3 separate regions of the Homo sapiens genome follow, and regions 2 and 3 are each linked to region 1. A link is a loop called in an ENCODE intact Hi-C map of the cell type or tissue named here. Cell type or tissue: PC-3. All regions are shown on one strand. Region 1 overlaps THADA (THADA armadillo repeat containing). Region 2 overlaps THADA (THADA armadillo repeat containing). Region 3 overlaps THADA (THADA armadillo repeat containing).

Evidence for each region. Peaks named below come from ENCODE experiments on the same cell type or tissue, not always from the same donor. Only the 100,000 strongest peaks of a DNase experiment are listed, where the experiment ranks them.
Region 2: a loop joins it to region 1, with 2.7 times the contacts of the local background. A loop is called at or near these places in 4 of 110 quality-filtered maps.
Region 3: it touches region 1 in a loop (3-fold over the local background); 2 of 110 quality-filtered maps call a loop at or near these places.

The regions. Positions count from the first base shown.
Region 1 is chr2:43,290,579-43,298,578 of GRCh38, forward strand. THADA (THADA armadillo repeat containing) reads right to left here. Exons shown (of 38, transcript NM_022065.5): 32 at 2,256-2,635; 33 at 1,526-1,644; 34 at 1,118-1,190. Among named protein-coding and RNA genes, the nearest start is that of LINC01126, 67 kb to the left of the region's middle. RefSeq lists enhancers at 2,256-3,455, 6,554-7,055 and a silencer at 2,732-3,026. In PC-3, no CTCF peak of the experiment used is centred here; a DNase peak (open chromatin) is centred at 3,423; H3K27ac peaks cover 1,167 bases.
Region 2 is chr2:43,337,679-43,345,678 of GRCh38, forward strand. It overlaps THADA (THADA armadillo repeat containing), which reads right to left. Exons shown (of 38, transcript NM_022065.5): 30 at 6,444-6,559. Among named protein-coding and RNA genes, the nearest start is that of LINC01126, 110 kb to the left of the region's middle. In PC-3, no CTCF peak of the experiment used is centred here; a DNase peak (open chromatin) is centred at 3,463; H3K27ac peaks cover 1,238 bases.
Region 3 is chr2:43,367,755-43,375,754 of GRCh38, forward strand. The region is part of intron 29 of THADA (THADA armadillo repeat containing); the gene reads right to left. Among named protein-coding and RNA genes, the nearest start is that of LINC01126, 140 kb to the left of the region's middle. In PC-3, no CTCF peak of the experiment used is centred here; no DNase peak of the experiment used is centred here.

The DNA.
Region 1 (8,000 bases):
ACTAGAGCATTTAATGTAATTATCTAACTTTCTCTCATTAGACTATAGCTCTAGTCTCTGTTCATCTCTGTATCTTCAGTACCTACACAGCAGTGCTAGGTTTATTGTAAGGGCTCAGGGTCCACAATGTTATGCCACCACCATCAGTGTGGCTGTGTGGAATCTGGATCTTCAGGTAATTTTCCTGTGGTATTGGCTGCCTTCTACTTGTGATTCTGTGAGGGTGCTATCTTGTATGCACCTAAGTAGCATGTATTTGTCTTAAGACATCTTCCCAGGAAGCTGTTTTTCTTACTTCGGTTCTATTTCACTACCAAAGGACATGTAAAACAGGTGGGGCGCATCTGGGCCTCCATCCAGAGCCAGCTGGGCCATGTTCTGGGGGAATATTTAAGCCTTAGCGATGTATTTGCATACTTAGTTCACTAGGTTGCAATCCTAAATACTTTTGGAATTGACATGCTTACTCCTCTTTAAATAAAGAGTCCAGCTAGAGAAATGGGGAAAAAACAAGGGGTTTGGGCATATGTGTTTTGGGGGGAAGGTTCTGTTATCCCTTTGAACTCTAATTAAAAAAATGCCTAAAACAGGCTGGGCGCAGTGGCCCACATCTGTAATCTCAGCACTTTGGGAGGCCGAGGCGGGTGGATCACCTGAGGTCAGGAGTTCGAGACCAGCCTGGACAACATGGTGAAACCCCGCCTCTACTAAAAATACAAAAAATTAGCCGGGCGTGCTGGCACAAGCCTGTAATCCCAGCTACTCAGGAGGCTGAGGCTGGAGAAGAATCGCTTGAACCTGGGAGGCAAAGGTAGCAGTGAGCCGAGATCGTGCCACTGCACTCCAGCCTGGGCAACAAGAGCAAAACTCCATCTCAAAAAAAAAAAAAAAAAAAAAAAAAAAATCCTAAAACAAGAGAAAAGAAAGGTGGTGTCCAAAGAAGTCTTTTGAAGTTATACTCGAATTGAAAAACCAGCACGAACAATATTTCTGTAGATGTTACATACACATATCACAGGGGTTCTGCCTGCTAAGACTGTTCACTTTTACTGACATCTTCTGAGTAAATGAGAACAAAAAATCCTAGGTCCCGGAACAAGATCAGAACCAGCCTTACCTCCACACATGTCTGCATGTGGTGGGAAATGACTTTGGAAGCAAGTCTCAGAGCTACACTCTGAATTTCAGATCTAGAAAAATAAACAAACAAAAAAACAACACAAAATTACAATCAGACATATTTCATACACCGGTTTTTGCAGATAGTCTGTAATCCATGCAGAGGTGAATACTGAAAATCTCTACCTCCTGGTTACAAAAATGCCTCCGGAAGCAATTACCTTTTGGTTATTAATGCAAATCACTGACATCATTCTATTGCTTGAGTTTAGAACTCTTAGGCTGAGGTTTAGAATGAAATACAGGACCTGAGACCTGAGGGCAGGATTGTGTGCAAGTTCATTACATAATGACTGATGGGACCATACATCTTACCAAGGTTGCACAGGAGGTTTTGGGGGCAAACCTTTCATTGGAAGCAATATCCATCGTCCAGATCAAGAACTCCTTTGGGGTCAGATGGACACAGTGCTCCGTCTGGGGAAGCCACTCACCAGGGTCCATGCAGTGGAGAATTTTCAGTATCTGTGTAAGCCAAATCCGCACACAAAAAAGAGAAATAAATACTCAGGGAGATGTCTCTAGATGTTACATGATAATCAATTGTATCAACAAGAGGTCTACCTTTCAAAAGGCTCCCACTGACTTCTTATTTCCCCCATAATACCTTTGGGAGACTGAGGCAGAGTGATGCAATGACTAACCAGAGGGCCTCTAGTGACTTGGGATGGGAGCCAGATGCCCTGATTTTAGGCCAGTGCCCTTTCCTTTTGATTATGCTTCCCAGGTGGCCAACTGCCCTGAAATAGCCATGTCAGCAAAGACTACCTCTGACACACTCTACAGTGAATTTTTAATGATCTGTTTCCTAAACATCCCAAAGTGGTTTGCTCTGTCTTTGGTTAATCTCTGCCATCAATACTCCTATCATCAAAAGCTTTTCTTGGTGCCCTACCAGGTATGACGCCATGCCAACCACCATAAAAAGAGAGTCCTTATCCACTGGCTGCCGAATCTACTTCCTATTGCCCCTGGAGAGCCTAAACCCAATCTTGCCTTCATGATCCTACCATTCCAGTGGCTCACAAAAGAATGTGGGGAGTGTAAAGGGCCAGTCAGTACGTTGGAGACTTTACCTTGCAGAAGCATTCTGGGTGATTTTCCTTCATGGCCAACAATAAGAACTTCTCTCCCATGTTGCACAGCAAGGGTGGCACGCCCTTCTCTCCAAGTCCAGAGGCTGCTGCTAAGAACTTTTCCAAGAGGGCTTCCAGTGTTAGTGAGCGCACTTCAGGGAAGGCAGATTCTAACAGCTGAGAGAAAGAGATGGGGACATTCGTCTCCCGCTCTCCACTCTTGGCTGCCGCGGCCCACACTGCAGCAATGGCTAGTCTGGTGAGGCTCTGGAGGTACTGGGGCAGGCCTGGCACCTTGAAGGCCCAAGGGAATCCCGTTATCAGCTCTGATCCTGAGATAATCCCTCTGACTTCCTCCCAGAAGCCAAGACTCTCCAGAACTAAGAAGCAAAAAAAGCAAAAGGGAAAGAGATAATCACTTTAAATTTCCACAAAAGGACATGAAAGAATGAAGACTGAATCCACTGCGTGAGGCCATCAGATGTCTCCCATAAGCAGATTTCAAACACTGTCATAAGTGAGTGGCCCTCTAAGGTTCAGACTTCTAGTCCACAACAATTTCCATTTAGGTAATGTATAATTTTTCCAACAGGGGCACAAAGGCATTACTATTAGAAAATGCGTTCCTGGCACCCCTCCTCAACATTCAATAAATACGAACTCAGTGACCTCTTATCACCGAGCCTCAAAGCTGACCATGAGAAGAGGACATCTAGTATAAACTTCCTTCAGGGGTGAAGCTCCCCTCTGTAACACCCTTTCCCAGAAGCTCTTGGTTGAACCCTACAGTACCCTGGAGCTCATGAGACAGCTTATTCCATTGTTAGTAGATCTAATTGTCAAAAAGTTCTTTTTGTGTTTCTACTCACTGGCCTAATGCTACATTTTGAGGCTCCCAATGACAGCTCTTTAGACATTTGATTACAATTCTTGTGTCCCCTCTGTCTTCTCCAGATGAAACATTCCTACTTCCTTCCTCAAATGATGGGGTCACTGTCTCTCATTATTCTAGCTGCTTTCCTGTGGACATGCCTCACCCTCTCTTAAAGGATGGCCAATAGGCTGGATCACAAATCTCCTGCATGGTTTGACCCGCAGGACTATTACTTTCTCTGTTCTGAACTGGAGTTGCATCACACTGTTGACTCATATGGAGCACAAAGTCAACTGAAACCACAGCCCTTCTTTTTTGACGTGGTCTACTGATGGTGGTGAGTCATCTTTCTCCCACTTTGTACTCAGTACTTAAGCCAAGATGTGTTTTCTTTGTTTATTTTAAGCCCAAGTATATCCCTGTTAAATTTTATCCTCCTGTTAAGTTTTATGGTCTACCTTTCATTTGCCGAGATCTTTTCATATTCTCAGTTCTGATTAAAAAAATAAAAAAACCAAAAACTTATTGCCTGCTTACTATGTGCTAGGAGCTAAATAAGATCACTGCCCTTAAGGAGTTTATAGTCAGTCTAGTTTGAGAAAGAGAAATGCATGAACACATAATTCCAATATAGTGGTACAAATGATAACCTAGGCCTCAAAGAGGAAGACAGGTGACAATGTGTTAGCACCACCAAAGGCAGGGGAACCAGCTGAGCAAAGGCTCAACAAAGGCATGAAACAGAACGGACCATGTGGGGAACTACAGGCCATCCCATAACACTGGAGCATAAAATTTGAGGTGGGAAAGGGCAGGAGATGAGGCTAGGGAAGAAATGTGGCTAGAGTACAGAAAGCCTCCTAGACAATGTGAAGCAGCTAGTTCTGTATGCAACGGAATGCCACTGGGGGGTTATTTTAAGCAGTAAGGTCAGGGGCCCATTTTCACTGAAGTGCTCTTATCGTTGAGGAGGCAATATTAGAGGCAGGGAGACCAGTTACAACACTACTGCACCGTAGTCCAGGAGAGAAATAAATGACGAGGGCCTTAAGTTCAGAAGGAATCAGGAGAAGGTGGGTTTAAGAAACGCTGAAGGTCTGAAGCCAAGGTGATCATTTAAAAAGGCAAAAAAGAAAGAAAAAAAAACACTGAAGGGATAAAACTGGCAGGACTAGGGAATGAGGGTGCGGACTAGGGTAGGAGTCTCGGGTACCTCCCAGCACCCAGTTCTTCACACATGTTCATCATCTAATAGAAATTGGGTAAACCAGCTGGGCGTGGTGGCTCATGCCTGTAATCCCAACATTTTGGGAGCCCAAGGTGGGAGGACTGCTTGAGCCCAGGAGTTTGAGACCAGCCTGGACAACACTGTGAAAATCTATTTCTACAAAAAATAAAAAGTCAGCTGGGTGGGGGATCACTTGAGCCCAGGAGGTTGAGGATGCAGTGAGCCAGGATGCTGACACTGCATTCCAGCCTGGGCGACAAAGTGAGACCCTATCTCAAAAACGCATACAAAGTAGTTGGCAAACTTCAATTTCACAGGAATGCCTAAATGCCCAAAATCAAATAATTACTAAAAATGTGGGCAAGCTGGAGGGTGGAGGCCTTTGGTGAGCAGGCTCCCTGCTGGCCCTTGCCTCAAACGCTCTTCCAGGCTCTCACTAATTCATTAACTAGCCCTCTTCGGTTTGAGTCATCCCCCACTTATGAATCCTCTTAATTGTATCATTCTGTCCATGAAGTTTTATCTACAAGAACTTATGACAGACTTCACCAAATGCCTTGCCAAAATTTAGATATTATATTCATAGCATTCTCTGATAAATCCTGACAACTGTACCCAAGATGTTAACAAGTTTATCCTGGATTGGCTTACCAGACAGCATTTAAGTGATACGCATTTATAGCTAATAAAACACCGTTTATATTTATCATCTCATTATAACTCAGAGAACTCTGCTGACTTCTAGAAAACTAACATAAACATAATGCATATGTAAAACATTCAGGTAACAGAAAAATTTATTTGAAATTGAAAATTTGCATAGACTTGCAATAATTCGAGATTTAAAAATATAGAGTATTTATGTAACACATCAAATTGTTTCAAAGTCTGTCACAGGGGGCAAAATGGGGACTGGACTTGGGCTCCAACATGATGGGACCCCAGGGAGGCCACCATCTGGGGCTGCAGACAAACCTCTACTGTTTTTTTTTTTTTTTTTTTGAGATGGAGTCTCGCTCTGTCGCCCAGGCAGGAGTGCAGTGGTGCGATCTCGGCTCACTGCAACCTCCACCTCCAGGGTTCAAGTGATTCTCCTGCCTCAGCCTCCTGAGTAGCTGGGATTACAGGAGCATGCCACCACGCCTGGCTAATTTTTGTATATTTAGTAGAGACAGGGTTTTGCCATGCTGGACAGGCTGGTTTCGAACTCCTGACCTCGTGATCTGCTCGCCTCAGCCTCCCAAAGTGCTGGGATTACAGCGTGAGCCACCGTGCCCGGCCATACCGCTACTCTTAACTCAGACACTGCAGAATTCCCAGCTCACCAGGAGGCATCTTTTTATTTTTTTATTTTTTTGGAGACAGAATCTCCCTCGGTCACCCAGGCTGGAGTGCAGTGGCACAATATTGGCTCACTGCAACCTTCGCCTCCCCGGTACAAGTAATTCTCCTGTCTCAGCCTCCAGAGTAGCTGGAAATACAGGCACACGCCACCACACCCAGCTAATTTTTGTATTTTTAGTAGAGACAGGGTTTCACCATGTTGCCCAGGCTGGTCTCAAACTCCTGACCTCAGGTGATCTGCCCGCCTCGGCCTCCCAAAGTGCTGGGATTACAGGTGGGAGCCACTGAGCCCAGCCAGGCAGTATCTTTATAAAGCAGTGGGGGAAACCCTGGGCAGCTGGGATCTTCAACCTCTGTGTCATCTCTGTTTCAATGTCTAAAAACCGAATCTCATAACAATCTAATAATAATAAGAGCACAGTACTATCATCTCCAGGTACCATTTCCCTATCCTTCCTACCCACTGCTGCTAGAGGACAGCATTACATTCAAAAGGAATTTCATTTATTTGGCACAGTCAGAAATATGGCTCAGAAATCTGCTCTTAAAATTGTAATTAACGGCCGCCCGGGAGGCAGCGGCTGGAGGAGCGGACGGGCCCCGCGGGGCCCGAGGGCAAGGAGCAGCCGCCTGCCTTGGCCTCCCAAAGTGCCGAGATTGCAGCCTCTGCCCGGCCGCCACCCCGTCTGGGAAGTGAGGAGTGTCTCTGCCTGGCCGCCCATCGTCTGGGATGTGAGGAGCCCCTCTGCCTGGCTGCCCAGTCTGGAAAGTGAGGAGCGTCTCCGCCCGGCCGCCATCCCATCTAGGAAGTGAGGAGCGCCTCTTCCCAGCCGCCATCACATCTAGGAAGTGAGGAGCGTCTCTGCCCGGCCGCCCATCGTCTGAGATGTGGGGAGCGCCTCTGCCCCGCCGCCCCATCTGGGATGTGAGGAGCGCCTCTGCCCGGCCGAGACCCCGTCTGGGAGGTGAGGAGCGTCTCTGCCCGGCCACCCCGTCTGAGAAGTGAGGAGACCCTCTGCCTGGCAACCACCCCGTCTGAGAAGTGAGGAGCCCCTCCGCCCGGCAGCTGCCCCGTCTGAGAAGTGAGGAGCCTCTCTGCCCGGCAGCCACCCCATCTGGGAAGTGAGGAGCGTCTCCGCCCGGCAGCCACCCCGTCCGGGAGGGAGGTGGGGGGGGGTCAGCCCCCCGCCCGGCCAGCCGCCCCATCCGGGAGGGAGGTGGGCGGTCAGCCCCCCCGCCCGGCCAGCCGTGCCGTCCGGGAGGGAGGTGGGGGGGTCAGCCCCCCGCCTGGCCAGCCGTGCCGTCCGGGAGGGAGGTGGGGGGGTCAGCCCCCCGCCCGGCCAGCCCCCCCGTCCGGGAGGTGAGGGGCGCCTCTGCCCAGCCACCCCTACTGGGAAGTGAGGAGCCCCTCAGCCCGGCCAGCCACCCCGTCCGGGAGGGAGGTGGGGGGGTCGGCCCCCCGCCCGGCCAGCCGCCCCGTCCGGGAGGGAGGTGGGGGGGTCGGCCCCCCGCCCGGCCAGCCGCCCCGTCCGGGAGGGAGGTGGGGGGGGATCAGCCCCCCCGCCCGGCCAGCCGCCCCGTCCGGGAGGTGAGGGGCGCCTCTGCCCGGCCGCCCCTACTGGGAAGTGAGGAGCCCCTCTGCCCGGCCAGCCGCCATCCGGGAGGGAGGTGGGGGGGTCAGCCCCCCGCCCGGCCAGCCGCCCCGTCCGGGAGGGAGTGTGGGGGGGGTCAGCCCCCCGGCCCGGCCAGCCGCCCCGGCCGCCCCTACTGGGAAGTGAGGAGCCCCTCTGCCCGGCCACCACCCCGTCTGGGAGGTGTGCCCAACAGCTCATTGAGAACGGGCCAGGATGACAATGGCGGCTTTGTGGAATAGAAAGGCGGGAAAGGTGGGGAAAAGATTGAGAAATCGGATGGTTGCCGTGTCTGTGTAGAAAGAAGTAGACATGGGAGACTTTTCATTTTGTTCTGCACTAAGAAAAATTCCTCTGCCTTGGGATCCTGTTGATCTGTGACCTTACCCCCAACCCTGTGCTCTCTGAAACATGTGCTGTGTCCACTCAGGGTTAAATGGATTAAGGGCGGTGCAAGATGTGCTTTGTTAAACAGATGCTTGAAGGCAGCATGCTCGTTAAGAGTCATCACCACTCCCTAATCTCAAGTAATCAGGGACACAAACACTGCGGAAGGCCGCAGGGTCCTCTGCCTAGGAAAACCAGAGACCTTTGTTCACTTGTTTATCTGCTGACCTTCCCTCCACTGTTGTCCCATGACCCTGCCAAATCCCCCTCTGTGAGAAACA
Region 2 (8,000 bases), 47 kb after region 1:
AATCACACACACTCATACACACACACACACACACACACACACCACACTCATGTACAAAGATTTTTCTGAAACATCATCTACGACACTAAACAAATGGGAAACAAACTGTATGCCAGCAATGGTTAGGTAAATTTAATGAGTAATTATTCAGGTGACAAAAATATGCTACCTTCAAAAATGATGTTTTCAAAGTTTTTTTTTCTTAATTGAAAAATAGGCAAAAGTATTTTATTTTTAGAGATGCACAGGTGGTAAAACTAGGAAGAAAAGCAAAGAAATAATTATCATAAAATGTCAAGACAATGATAACTTCAGATGAATGATGGGGTATATTTTCTTTTAAATATTTTCCATTAAAATGTTTTAAATTGTGATGAAATATACATAATATAAACTTTACCATCTTATCCATTTTTGAGTGTACAGTTTGCTAGTGTTAAGCACATCCATATTGTTGTGTAACAAATCACCAGAACTTTTTTTTTTTTTTTTTTTTGAGACAGAGTCTCCCTCTGTTGCCCAGGCTGGAGTGCAGTGGCACGATCTCGGCTCACTGCAACTTCCATCTCCCAGGTTCAAGCGATTCTCCTGCTTCAGCCTCCCAAGTAGCTGGGACTACAGGTGTGCGCAACCACACCTGGCTAATTTTTTGTATTTTTAGTAGAGATGGGTTTCACCATGTTGGCCAGGCTGGTCTTGAACTCCTGACCTCAAGTGATCTGCCCACCTCGGCCTCCCAAAGTGCTGCGATAACAGCTCTAAGCCACTGTACCCAGCCTCCAGAACCCTTTTCATTCTGTAAAATTAAAACACTATATCCATTAAACAATGCCCCATTTCCTCCTCTCTGTAGCCCCTGGCAACCACTATTCTACTTTCTGTCTCTAGGTCTTGACTACTCTATGTACTTTGTATTAGCAGAATCATATAGTATTTGTCTTTTTGTGATTGGCTTATTTCGCTTAGCATAATTTCTCCAAGATTCATCCATGTTGTGGCATATGTTGGAATTTCCTTCCTTTTCCAGGCTAAGTAATATTCTGGTGTATGTATATACCACATTTTGTTTATCCATTCATCATTCATCAATGGACACCTGAGCTGTTTCCATGTTTTAGCTATTGTGCATAATGCTGCTATGGAAACCTCTTTGAGACCCCACTCTCAAGTCTGTTGGGTATGTATTCAAAAGTGGAATTGTTGGATTAACATAGTAATTCTATTTTCAATTTTTTGAGGAAATATCATACTGTTTTCCACAGTAGCTGTATCACAAAGAGTTTGAAATAATAACAAATGCTCTCATGATACTATCGAGTGAAAAAAGGAAGGAAGCTATAACTTACATATACAGTATAGCCTTGACAAAGTTAAAAAAAAGCATAGGAAAAAAGATGAAGGAATTACATACAACTCTTAACCAATAATAGTGATTTATGGATTGTGGTAAGAATAGACTTTTACTCTCTTCCAAATTTTGTACTTGACTAATTTTCTATGATAAGCATATAGCAGCACACAACAATGAAGGGGAAAACGGTGAAAAAATTTTAGTAGGGCACATATTTATTTCTGGTTATCACATCCACTGCATGCATGCATTCATTCATTCATTTTCTTGAGACAGAGTCTTTCTCTGTTGCTCGGGTTGGAATGCAGTGGCATGATCTCAGCTCACTGAAACCTCCGCCTCCCAGGTTCAAGCGATTCTCATGCCTCAGCCTCCCAAGTAGTTGGGACTACAGGCGTGTGCCACCACTCAGCTAATTTTTTGTATTTTTAGTAGAGATTGGGTTTCACCATGTTGGCCAGGCTGGTCTCAAACTCCTGGCCTTATGTGATCCACCCACCTTGGCCTCCCAAAGTGCTAGGGTTACAGGCATGAGCCACCGCACCCAGCCCTGACTAGTCCATTTAGTTCACTAAGTTTACCAAAAGAAACACACATGCAATATATAAACATACACATACACACTTATTTTTTTCCTTTTATAACCAAAGAAGGAGAAACTAGATAGCCAAATTCACTTCTGAAAAGTTTAAGCCTAATATAATACTAATTACAACTCTTAGCCAAAGTAAATAAGCGATCTAGCTGGGACAGCTGAGCTGGAATCTGCAAGCAGCAAGGGTGGCAGGGCATGGGGCTCATGTCTGTAATCCCAGCTTACTTGGAAGACTCTGGTGGGAGGACTGCTTGAGCCCAGGAGTTCAAGTCCAGCATAGGCAACACAGCCAGACCTCATCTCTAAAACTAAAAAATAAATAAATAAATAAAAAACTTAAAAAAAAAAGTTTTTGTAATTAGCATGAGTGTCAGACTGGGTGATTCCTCTCTCATGATGCCCACTGCCATCCTTTCCAGGACAGCAGCAGATCCCTACTAGACGGCTACTCTCATTTCGTTTCTGGTCTAGGTCAGTTTAGTTTTCTTTCAGTAGTTAGTAAACTGCTTTAGACAGTAAACTGGATCAAGAAGGGAGGAGTGGAGGAAAACAGGAAGGAAAGGACTTGAAGGATTAATGAGCTGATTTCCATTAAGGCTTTGACATCCTGGAATGAAAAGCAGCCTGTAAGAGCAGAAGCCCAGTCCTTTCCTGAAGCCATGTTGCCAGCTGACCACTCATCACCAAAAATTCCCCAACAACTCCATGGCTATTGCTTAATCACCTCATATAAATCCCTATTAATCTTGCAAAGTCAAAACACAAATATAGGACAAAAGTCTTCATTTTATGTTCCCTCAATTTCAGAGTCAAAATTTAAAGACTGAATTGGTTATCCAATAGTGCCAATCAATTTTTTAAAAACTTTCTTTGAGAACAAAAGGACAAATACATATCCACTAGCATTTTTGTACTTATGGGACTGAAGAAACTCAGGCTAATGATCAAATAAATTAGGGAAGGAAAAGGGTGTCGGTGTTAAAATTTAAGGCAACATTTTTTTCTTTGCAAAAACATTAATTTTTCATAGCTTATATTCAAAAGATACAGAAAATCCTTAGTAGACTCAAAGGAACATTTATTTTTCTTTCATGTGTAAATTACCAGGGACATAAAAAAGCCTCTTCAGTAGTTGAATTTGGAATACTCTGCACTGTAATATCTTCATGGGAAAGGCAGGTGAGAAAGTAAAGACAGGGGTCTGTTCTGAGAAGGGACCGCTAGGACGAGAGGGGGTGTGTCTGAGCATGGAGTTAACTAGTATAGACAGACAACTCCCAGAACAAGAGGACCTCAGGGACAGGGCAGGCATGTGACACCGAGGCTTCATCACTTATACCCAGTTCTATAATTTGCTATTTAGGAACCTCAAAGTTATCCTGTCAATGATGTGGATAATATAGAAAAACTGATACATAGCTTTGGAATGCATTGTGCTGTCTGGCAGTATGTTTTCCTTCCAAACTCTATTTCAGGCTCTGAACACATTCTGATTAACACTTGTAAAAGTGTGCTGGGGAGCAAAAGGAAGCCTGGTGTTAGGAACCATTTACAGACCACCCACAAAGCGGAAAGTTCACACTTGGATAATAGAGAGTTGACTGTACTGGAAACAGAAAAGTGGCTGTCCTACATTCTGGGCAAGGAAGGTGGAAACCCAGTAAATTGCAGTGATTCATTCCTTTGTCTTCTAGAGCTGGAAAATCATGGAGAAAAATCAGAAGTGGGGTGGGGAGCAGAGGGAATGAGAATGGAAAGCCCAATTAGAAAACAGCAATAGGGACCACAGGACAGGTTTTAAAAGGCCAGGAGGACTTCCCTTCCTCTTAGCTGCAGAGGAAGCTGATGGCAGCTTTGTCAGCCATCTTCAGGCACTGCACAACATGAAGGTCCACTCAATGGCTGGCCTGCCGCTCCATCTCCTCCATCTCATCCAACAAGAGGTAATGGACTCAGGAAGCCAGTGGATAATGACTTTCTACGAGATGCATGAAGGAGTAGCAAGCTAAGGGGGCAGAAACTCCTTCCTTACAGCACTTTAAGAACTAGAGTGTTAGGATACTTGGGACAGTCCTGGCTAGAAGCAGGTTTCAGAGGATAATTTCTGGACAGCTCTGACTTCTTGATCCCCAGAAATAACAGGTAGGAAGAAGTGGCCTATTACCTGGCAAACAGCTGAGGGTACTGATGTGATATGTATCTTTGGGATGCTAAGAGCCACACAGAAGGCAAATGGTACTAGGCGTGGGTAAACACTTCATGGGTAAGCAACTCCTACTCTCTAAATAAAATGGAGAAAACAAGTTGGGTGCAGTGGCTCACATGCCTGTAATCCCAGCACTTTGGGAGGCCGACGCAGGTGGATCACCTGAGCTCAGGAGTTCGAGACCAGCCTGGGCAATCTGTTGAAACTCCTTCTCCACCAAAAAACCCCACAAAAATTAGCCAGGCATAGTGGCGTGTGCCTGTAGTCCCAGCTGCTCAGGGGACTGAGGCGGAGGGATCACTTCAGCCCCAGGAGGTCAAGGCTACAGTGAGCCGTGGTAGCGCCACTGCACTCTAACCTGGGTGACAGAGCATGACCCTGTCTAAAAAAAGGGAGAATAGACTAACAGACTAAAAATGAGAGGCTCCCAATAACTTTACCGGCATTTCAGACACAAGATAATTTCTCCATCAATATCCCTATCCAAAGCTATTAATGTTGAGACAATAATTGAGATACACACATCCACACATTGGGAAATCCACCGCTGGCTCCTTCACCAAAAGGTTTCTTACAGGAGCTTTCACTGTGTGGCCTGGGCATATTTCCTGAGCCCCATTCTCTGCCACTTGTGCCTTACACTTTAGGTTCCAGAGGGCTAACTTCCTTATGGTTCTGCAAACCTACAGTGCCGTTTCATATTGCTGTGTCTCTGCCTATGCCGTTACCTAAGCCTGGAATTCCCCTACCTGTGTTGGCCACTTGGCAAAATTCTGGCTCACTCTTGATGGCCAGTTTGATGTCAGCCCTCTCTCACCCCTCTTCTGGCGTAATGCTGTACCTACTACAGACATTTGTTATAATACTTAATATACCAGATGAAAATTATTTATACACGTCTTTCTCACTTCCTGGAAGTCCCTGGAGCCAGGACTAGCTCTTTTATATTTTTGTATCCCTATATCTCCTAACACAAAGGCTAGCAGGTAGCCTGTGCTCAACAATGCTTTGTTGAATTAAACTGATTTGAGAGCCTCACACAGCCCATTACTTGACTTGCCACAGAAGGTAAGAGCCCAACAAAAGTGACCAAAAGCACACTTTTTGAAAAATAAAAAAGAGAGGCTTCTACTTTAGACAGCCAATATACTTTTTTCTTTTTTTTTCAACTTGTTTGTTTCTCAAACTCTAAGCATCAGAAATTTATTTATTTTTGAAACAAGGTCTCACTCTGTCACCCAGTCTGGAGTGCAGTGGTGCAATCACAGCTCACTAGAGCCTTAAACTCCTGGGCCCAAACCATCCTCCTGCCTTAGCCTCCCAAGTAGTTGGGACTACAGGCATGCACCACCATACCTGGCTAATTTTTGTTGTTGTCGTTGTTTTGTAGAGATGGGGTCTCGTTATGTTGTCCAGGCTGTTCTTGAACTCCTGGGCTCAAGCAATCCTTCTGCCCTAGCCTCCCAAAGTGCTGGGATTACAGACATGAACCACCACACCCGGCCAATAAACTGACTCTTAATTAAATGCGTGTACTATGGCAGGAAAGGTAGTAACACTAACACATGCGCCTCTTCTGGAGCTACTCTGGTGGAACTTACAGAGGACCTACGGAGGGCCTTTGCAGTTAACACTATCCTACCACCACCAGAGTCCTGCAACACAGATTTTGAACATGGCATTACAGAGAGGACTCCCTGTATATTACATGAGAAATTCCTTTTACTCCTTCATCTTTCACACAGTAAATGTTCTAAGTTCCAGGATAAACTAACAATGGCAAGGATGAAAAATATGTTTCTATTCTTTTTTGCCTTGCTTATTCAAGCTACCTTACTACCCACCTAAGAAAGGCAACTTCCATCCCCTCTTGCTATTCACACCCTATCTGTCCCTCAGTGCCTGCTCAAGCCTACAGCAATCTCTAATCTCTGAGTTGCCACGGCACCTAAGAGTCTGTACCACATGATTTAGTCAATTACTGCCTTTCATTGTTATAATATCTAACACAGGACTGGGCACGCAGCAGGTTTCAACAAAAACAAGCTGATTGGTGGGCAGACAAAAAGCCATATTACATGCCCCTCAGTCACTTAGCAGTTTTAGAAAAATTGTCAAGAAAATATTTTTCTTTCTTTACCACAACCCAAAGTTCTAAAAGGATAAATACTCCAATAAGTTTAGAAAACTCATGCCAATGACTTTTAAAACTCCCCACAACTAGAAACAGCAATTCTCAAATGTATTCCTAACCCCTGATAACTCCTTGCTCATGTGGGATTTTAACATACCTCTTGGCCAGCCAGAGTTTGGCTTTGGTACAAACAGTGATGTCAGTCAGCTCGTGCTGGAAGTCTGAATTCGTTCCGTGTTTGGAGTCTGAGTAGGCTTGCAACAAATGAAAAACCTAAACCAAAAAAGAAAAAAAAATCCTGCTGTGAAAATATATTTTTCCTAAATGCTCAGTTCCTCCCTTTTAAGTTTCCTTAAAATGTTCCCCTCAAAGAAAACAGACACCTGCAGAATGTAGCTCTGGTCTCTTTGCAGAAAGGCATGTTGGTTTTGGAGGATGTAGCAGTGCCGAGAAACCCAAGTCCTTAATCCATACTTTGCTATGGGTTTCTCACACAATCCCCAAAACTGATGACTGTGGCCCAACAATCATCTGCCACAAGAGTTTATTAGTTACAAACAACCTATACACTGATTTCAGCAAAGAAATGCAAACATCTTTATGTTAGCTGTCGCACATGAAAATAAAATGTGCCTTTTAAAGTCAAAGTCTTAAATTTAAAGAAAAATACATTGTTTGAGAGTCTAAACTGGTTTACATGTCTGAGTTCATTAGAACAGTCGTGGCTAAAGAAGTAGGTCAAACTAATTCTTGCCTTAGCAAATACTGGGCAGTGATGTTTGTAACTATTTAGGGTTTTTTTTGTTTTTTTTTTTTAGCAGATCTTCCCTTCGATGTCAGGAGTGAATGCAGCAATGCAGACGTGCCCCACTTATACAAGGATACTCGTGTATATGCATGTATGCACGTATGTATGTACTGGATTCAGCAATGACATCCGCAAAGCCTCTGTGAGGAGTACAAATCTATAGCAGACAAAGAATAAGGACAAGGGCATAAATGAGATCTTTTGACCTTGGCTAGTGCCAAGGAGAGAAATGCAAGTCAAGAGAAATCCTTCAGTCTCCAGCCTCCTTATCTAAATCAAGAGGAAGAGGTGGGTGTGGCAAAGTAAGCATAGATAAACACACTAAGAACTCTGAAAGTCTATTTTAATAACATCTGTTTTCTTTCCCTATTATATCCTTCTCTAGAGCTGTGAATGATTCTTTCTGTGTAACCAGATTCAACGTTTTCCTCTCTTTCTCTCCTATCAACAATGGGCTGACAATAGTGAAATAATTGAGAGTTAGATACGGAAGGGGGTAATGAGAAACAGAAAAGGCCAGATAAAATCAATCCAGAGTCATCAGACCCTAAATGGGTAGACTGGCAGGTTTTACTGGGTCAGACGTCTGCAATCACCAACAACAAATACATGCCAAGCACCTTCTGTTTAGAGAATCAAAATAAATTTCTTCTAAACAGAAGTAACTGTACAGGAGAGTGCACACAAGTCCCAATGTGGAGACTGAAAATGCTTTGTCTAATAATGGATCTGTTATTTCAGAAGCAACAGATCAAATGTCATGCCTTCACCACACCCCCGCAGGGACCCAAACCACCCGACGTGGAGTCTGGAGCAATGGGTCTGGCTGGAGCTTCTGTTCTTATGTGGTGACTGCCAGAGGGAAAAAATACCTTCCTCAGCCTGAATCCCCACTGTCCTGAAAGA
Region 3 (8,000 bases), 77 kb after region 1:
AGTCTCTCTACTGTTATGTTGGAGAGAAAAAAGCCCACAGACCAAAATCCTAGGCAAAGTTTAATTTTTAAAAACACTTTCTGGCCAGGAGCGGTGGCTCACGCCTGTAATCCCAGCACTTCGGGAGGCCAAGGTGGGTGGATCACGAGGTCAAGAGATCGAGACCATCCTGGCCAATATGGTGAAACCCTGTCTCTACTAAAAATACAAAAAATTAGCCAGGCGTGGTGGCAAGCACCTGTAATCCCAGCTACTTGGGAGGCTGAGGCAGGAGAATCACTTGAACCCGGGACGCAGAGGTTGCAGTGAGCCGAGATCACGCCATTGCACTCCAGCCTGGGCAAAAAGAGCAAAACTCTATCTCACAAAAACAAACAAACAAAGAAACAAACAAACAAAAACACCTTTCTCCATTGCAGACTACTTTAAAAAGTAGGCTTACCAGAAAAGATATGGTTAAGATGTGGATAATAATTATCAGTGTGTCATCTATCAGTCATCTTAAGGAGGTACAAAAGTTCATTTTATATCATATACTTGTGCTGAACCATCAACTTTACTTGCCATACAAATCTAGTTTCTCTTTGCTCAAAGCTAAAAGCCCTCTCAACATCGTTAGCCCCTTATCTTCATCATCTCCACTCCATACCACTTTGTTTTGAAAGAGGGTCTTGCTCTGTCGCCCGGGCTGGAGTGCAGTGGTGTGATCATAGCTCACTGCAGCCTTGATCTCCTGGACTCAAGTGATCCTCCCACCTCAGCCTCCCCAGTAGCTGGAACTGCAGGTGTGTGCCAGCCACCATGTCCGGCTATTTTTTTTTTTTGTGGAGACAGGGTCTCACTATGTTTCCCAGGTTGGTCTGGAACTCCTGGCCTCAAGTGATCCTCTTGTCTCAGGCTCCCAAAGTGCTGCTGGGGTTAAAGGCATGAGTCACTGTGCTCGGCCCACAGCACTTTTTAAATCTGTTGATAACTTCCTTTTAATTTACCTATACTGAAACCCACTTAAAATTTAACAATTAGACTCACCACCTCAACTCAAACATAGTTTTTTCTCTTCTCCAGTCCCCCAACATCTATCCAACCTAACATCACAAGTTAGAAAACCTACTGGCTCAAATTCTCTGACTTTTTTCTCTAGTTCACTGTCTATAGCAATGACACCTCTCCTAACACTAGCTTTCAAGCTGTAAAACTGAAGTAGTACCACCACCCTGCCCCTATCTTTTAGGATGAGGATGTCATGAGGCCCAAGAGTTTACACATACTGCTGACCTACTTGATCTTCATAAGATGTATCACGTGCAACTAAAATTATTATTGTTATCTCTGCCCTCGTTTCCCACAACTCTTACTTCATGCCCCTTGATCTTGACCACCAAACATTGTTACTAAATTGCTCAGTCTCCTGCTTCCTTCAGTCCTGCCTTTGAGCAGTCTTGGAAGAGTCTCCCGTTGTGTCTGCCAAGCTAATACCATGAGCTATTTCAAATGTGTCCTCCTTACTCATGTCTTCCTGCCCACTTCTCCACATGAATGACCAGGATCACCCTTCCTAGAGTGGAACAAGTGATAAAATGAAATCCAGAACACCTTTTGTCCATTAAATATTTGAGCTTAGAAATTTCAGGGTTTTCTTAGTGCTCTTCATGGTCCTTTAATCTCAAAAGCAGATTACTTTGTGACATATAATATCTATCACTTGGGGGATACACCTTCTTATCCTTTAGATCTAAAAACAATAACTTATCTCTTATATTAACTAGGTTTTGTACATTACGTCCCTCTCTTCCACACTTAAACCAGTATTTTTCAAGTTTGTCTGATCACAAGAATCAGTTAGGTTGCTCATTAAGAAGGCAGATTCTGAGGTCCTACCTCAGGCCTTCATGACCAAAATCTCCAGGACAGGCACTTGGGAATCCATATCCTCATCAGTGCCCCAAGTTACTCTCATGTCAGGTAAAGCTGGGAAACACTGACAGCCTATAAAATCTTCCTGTTTTTGTCAGTGTCCTAACAACCAGAGATCTGAAGACATATAGCCAAATGACTTAACTCTTTAGAATTTAGTCATGAAATTTCTACATCCTCCAGCCATGCTGTGAGTATGGACTGAAAATTAATTTGGACTTAAAATTAACACTATGTGATTCTTGTACTCCAATGTTTCTACTTCAGGTTTGTTGGTTGTGTCTCCCCAACCATGCTGTAAGATCCCAGTGAAGAATTTATACTGCTTTACATCCATTCAGTGCTTAATTAGCACAGTACTGAGCATTTAATTGAAACTCAATGAAAACCTTACTGATTAATCAGTAAAGCCACCACTCAGTTCAAAAAAACTCCACGTCTTAAAGCCTACCTGAATAGCACTGAATCCTTCCCACACCATCAGTTAATGAGGAGAATGAGAATGCAAACTTAGGGTTTGCCTCTTGGCCTGAAAGAGCAAAGCAATTATTTGGCGATTTGGCCAGATTTCTAGAAACTTTTGTTATACTTTGACTGCCTAGATTTCTCATAATAGAGTCAACTTCCTTTCATCCCTCATGGATTACTGCTTTGACCCTGTGTTCTTTCCACCATCATGCTGGAGAGATCTCAGAGTTAATGATTTGCATCTGATAGTGCACCATAAAAATTCAAGTGGCAGGCCGCTTTCGGGAAAGGACATACAGCAACACCGTTCTCACAAACAAACAGAAGTTTCATGTTGAACACTGCAAATGTTCAAGGATGCTTATTTGAAAACATTTGAAACATAAAGATCATTCTAGATTAAAATATAAATTATATAAAACAGAATGGAATATAGGCCCCTTTCTAAAACAGTGGAAGATCATCACTTATATAATATCCAAAAAAATAAAGTTAAGCAAATGATAGGAAGCTAATTTACTCAAGAAGTTAATACTGAACACAAAAGTTTCAACAAGGGTGTATCACAGCTATGTTCAATATTACATTTTTCTAAAGGATGAAACTACTCTCTGTGAAATAAAAAGCTTCAAATGTAAGTAATGAATGGTCTGAATAATGAGATTCATCCCTGAAACTCAGTAGATTTCAAAATCAATGCACAGGGGCAAGGCTATTTATAAACTCTACTTCCCATCAACCTCAGCAAGATGTCAACTAACAATAACAAGTTAATGTTTTCCAGTAATCTTCACTGTGCTATTTAATTGCCAGCACTCAGGCCAAGGTAAACTCCACAGTAACAAAAGAGCTAACATCACAATCAAAGAACAAGATTAATGAATATTACATTTCTGCTTTGAAGTGAACACTGAAAAACATGCCCACAACATTTTCTTTTTCAGCCTCTGGAGTTTGAGTTGTGCCAAATAATTAACATAGTAACTTGAAGGTAGATTTTTATATTTATTCTATTTTTAATTAACCATAAGCTTCAGTCCTTGGGGAACCTTTTTAGATAAAGAATATCCTCTTCATAGTACTATGAAGTATATAATTCCTTAAATTATCAAATATAATTCTTAAACTCTGACCACCACTCCTAATGCAAAAATTTTTTAAAAGTAGCAATACAACTTGAAGTTCCAAATCTGAAATGTATAGCTTGATGAGTTTTTACATATGTCTAATGACATATTATAACATTCTTTTGCAATGGTGGTTAAATGGTAGAATTTCTACACTGATTAGAATGTTAATAGTAGATACTGATTTTTCATAATATAAGAAAGAGCAATGCTCAGTTTTTGTTGAGAGGGGAATGAACTTTCACAAGTAAATTGTCTCTTTATGTTAAACAATATTCAGTAAGAAAGTGCTCTTATAAAAATAAAGACAAAGAAAAAAAACAAAACATGCATTCTTTTCTTTTTCACAAAGGGGAGAGATCACTGACTTGATTTTCAAACTCTTTGATTCTTTTGTTAACTCACCCCTGAATGCATCAACTCCTTGGCAAACAAAATAAATTAAACCTTCACAGTTTCTTCAACTAAAACTATTTTGCTGTCCATGGACTGAATTACTTTGGTCTGTTTGCCAAACCTCCACACGCAATTTGGCCACTTAATTGCTTAGAGGGTCCGCTATTTCCCTTTTCTGGTGCACTAAAAAAAAAAATCACTTGCCATTTTAGCAGCTAGGTTTATGTGCTAACTTTCCCCACTGTTTAAATATCTACTCCCCAAGTCAGTGATGGATTATAAAACCCAGGCCCCAGGATATTCACCTCATGCTGGATTTCTGATGGTTGGGATAACTCGTTCCTGGGCGTTGAGTTTTTGTCATCATTCATCCAAACATATTCTCCCATCTTTGGGCTGCCTGTTGTCACCTCCTCACAATATAAACTTCTTTCTTAGTAGTCTCCAAAGACTGTGTGGTCAGCTAAACAATTTTTAAACATCAGTGGCAAATGTCTAAGAACGTGCATACAACAAACTAACTGGGAAAAGACTAATCTGAACACACGAGAAATCTATTCAAACAAAAAATAAGTTTTAAAGAGCTGCTAGTTTTATTACTTAAATATGATGAGTAATGTGAACTAAAACACACAAGTACTGTTTCTGTTCTGAACCTGATACATTCAGAGGACACATTAATAATAAACATCACGGAGGAAGGTACATTTTTGTAGTACATGTGTCAGAATTACACAAATAAAACAAAACCCTAAAATAGTGAAATTCAAATTAATGAGATTTCTTCTTTATTCTAGAAAAATCTCACTCTTTTTTAATGATGAAGTGACAGGTGAAGTGGCCATTAAACTTGGAGTTCTAGGGTCAGGAGTTTCTAACCCCTCTGGGAACTTTGCATTGCAGAGTGTGAAGGTCCTCAAATCCCCACCCACTCAACACAGCCAACAGAGGGGGTTTCTACAACATGAGTTTTCTTGTTCTGCTATGCAGCATGCCTGTTTCATGTCACCAAAAAGGAAACAGGCCATATAAACTGCATTTCAAAGTGGCTCGACTTCCATTGTGACAAGTGTAGAGCATTAGTCTAATAAGTATTTATTTATTTTTTGAGACAGATTCTCACTCTGTCACTTAGGCTACAGTGCAGTGGCGCGGTCTCAATCTCCGCAGTAGCTGGGGTTACAGGTGTGCGCCACCACACCTTCGCTAATTTTTTGTATCTTTAGTAGAGACGAGGTTTCACTATGTTAGCCAGGCTGCTCTTGGACTCCTGGCCTCAAGTGATCTGCCCAAAGTGCAGGGATTACAGGCATGAGCCACCACGCCCAGCCAAGTCTAGTAAGTATTTAAACTCTCCATTGGAATACCCCCCCAAAAAACTTATTTCTAATGCTACCAATAGGAAAACAAAGAGGAAAAAAAGAAAAGAAAATACTATCACCATCACACCCTTTGAATTACTCAAAAACAGCATTACTCTTATTCATTCATTTAACAAACATGTATTGGGTGTTTAAGGTTAAATGTTAGGGGAGTGTACAAAATAATGACAAGTTTACATGTTTATTTAAAATACAATATATAACACACAGTTTAAATCATAAATGATGTTCAAGAATTAAAACAAAAAGCCCAACATTTTCACTATCTCTATGAAAACTGTCAACTTTAAAAGACTACTAGAACTGCTTATTCTCTTGATGCAAGTTATTATTGGCATCCAATAATTTCTATTTTCTGTCTAAAATAATTTGTGTTAGTACATGACTAGGTTCTCTTAAGGAAAAAAATTAATAGCTTGTAATAAATCTCAGTTGTTAACTTTTTTTTTTTTGAGACAGGGTCTCACTCTGTCTCCCAGGCTTGGAGTACAGTGGCACGATTTTGGCTCACTGCAACCTCCACCTCCCGGGTTCAAGCGATTCTCCTACCTCAGCCTCCCAAGTAGCTGGGATTACAGGTGCACACCATCAGGCCTGGCTAATTTTTGTATTTTTAGTAGAGATGGGGTTTCACCATGTTGGCCAGGCTGGTCTCGAACTCCTTGGCCTCATGTGATCTGTCCACCTCGGCCTCCCAAAGTGCTAGGATTACAGGCATGAGCCAATGAGCCTGCCCAAGTCTAATAAGTATTTAAACTCTCTATTGGAATACACCAGGAAAACTCATTTCTAATATTACCAACAGATGTTCTTTGTATTGATCACAACATCTTTCTAGTTCCCTTATTAATTAATGAGTTAAATAAAATCTTACATGCATGTTCATTTTATATTTGCCTGAGAGTGATTTTACCTTTATGAAATTATACTTTAACAATGTCAGTTTTCCCCAAATTGCTTGACAGATGCAACACAATCTCAATCAAAAAACATTTCATTGATCCTTACTATTTATTGTTGCACATCAATTTTGGAATTTTGGAATTACACTATCAAGTGAAAGTTTAAAAAGTTAAAATTTTTATTGGACATGCATTAAGCCTATGTTTGGAGAAAACTGACATCTTTATAATATTCAGCCCAATCAAAAACATGTAATATTCTTGGGGAAAGCCCAAGAGAATCAACGGAAAACATATTAGTGCACAAAAGATCTTTACAAATAATACAGCAAATGAGAGTTAGGTGACACGGTACAGTATGGTACTGAAGTTAGGAATACAGGTTCTGAACTCTGGATCTGCCACTTTCTAGCTATATGAGCCTCAGTTTCTTCACTGTAAAATAGTATTCACTTTCTAGAACCGTTATGAGGATTCAATCAGCAAATATATGTAAGTGCATCTAAGTGTTTGACCCAGAGTTAGTGCAATAGAAGTGAGGACTAATAGTATTATTACAAAGCAAATATACAGAAGTCAATCATTTTCAAAAGTAAAATAGCACTATCAAAAGATATAACCAATAAAAGTACCCACTGATAACAGCAATAAGAAATATTTTTAAAATGCATTCTATACGAAGGAACCTTTAAAATGTAATGCTGTTGATGACATATAAGGATACAAACAAATGGAATGGCATAAACCACTAAATAACACATAATTAAATATGTTATATATAGTTAATAAGTTAACATATTAGTTTAGTGTGATCCTAATTTTAAAAATGACAATAAAAGGTAGGCGACTATACAAATTGATTTAAAGTTCATAAAATATTGAAAAAATAATACTGAAGGGGAATTAGTCTACACCAAATTGTAAAACACATATTGTAAAGCTACTATGAGCAACTGGTGTATGAATAAACAAATTGTTCAAAGGAAAAGACCAAAAATCTGGAAAATAAGAGCAACTATATACTGAAACTCAGTGTATGACAAAGACAGCTTTCAGTCTGGGGAGGTAAGATTTATTTTCTAATAAATGGTCGTGGACCAAAAAGAAAAAAAAAACCAGAAAAACTATGCAAATGATAGTTACCATTTATTAAGAAACTATATCATGCCAGCCACTATACTGGGAATTTGTACATGTAACATCTCTATTCCTTACAGCATCGTTGCCAATTATGCGTTATTATTTTGCAGATGGGTAAGCTTCAGTTCAGAGTTTAAGTGACTTGCCCTAGCAAGTATCTAGAAAATGGGGAAAGAGAATATCAAGTCCAGGACTGTCTGCCTGGATCCAAAACTTCTTTCTATTATATCATCCTCTAGCCACCACATAATCCAGTTTGTCAATGAAACTATCAATGGAGCAATAAACACTGCAAGATCACAAACTGTATACCAAGTAGGAATGAAGTAAGTATAATATAACACAGTATTTTCTCTCTATTCTTCTTAATTTTAAAATGATAAGTATACTTGGGGTCCCTGTCTGATTTATACTTCATCATTGTAGCTTCTTAGCTTTTCAATTACTGGATGACATCTAAGATGAATGCACCTTACACAAAATTCTTTCCAAAAGAGTAGCGTTAAAGTGAAGCTAGCATGCACTTCAAAATAATTTTACACAGAGGAAAATTTTGTAAATGTTTTCTTTTTCTAAATACAAGGTCACAATTTTAGGAAACTGAAAAATCTGTAGGCCAAAAGAATATAACGCTGGTTATTCTGACTTTCCTCTGCTGGGCAGTAAACCTC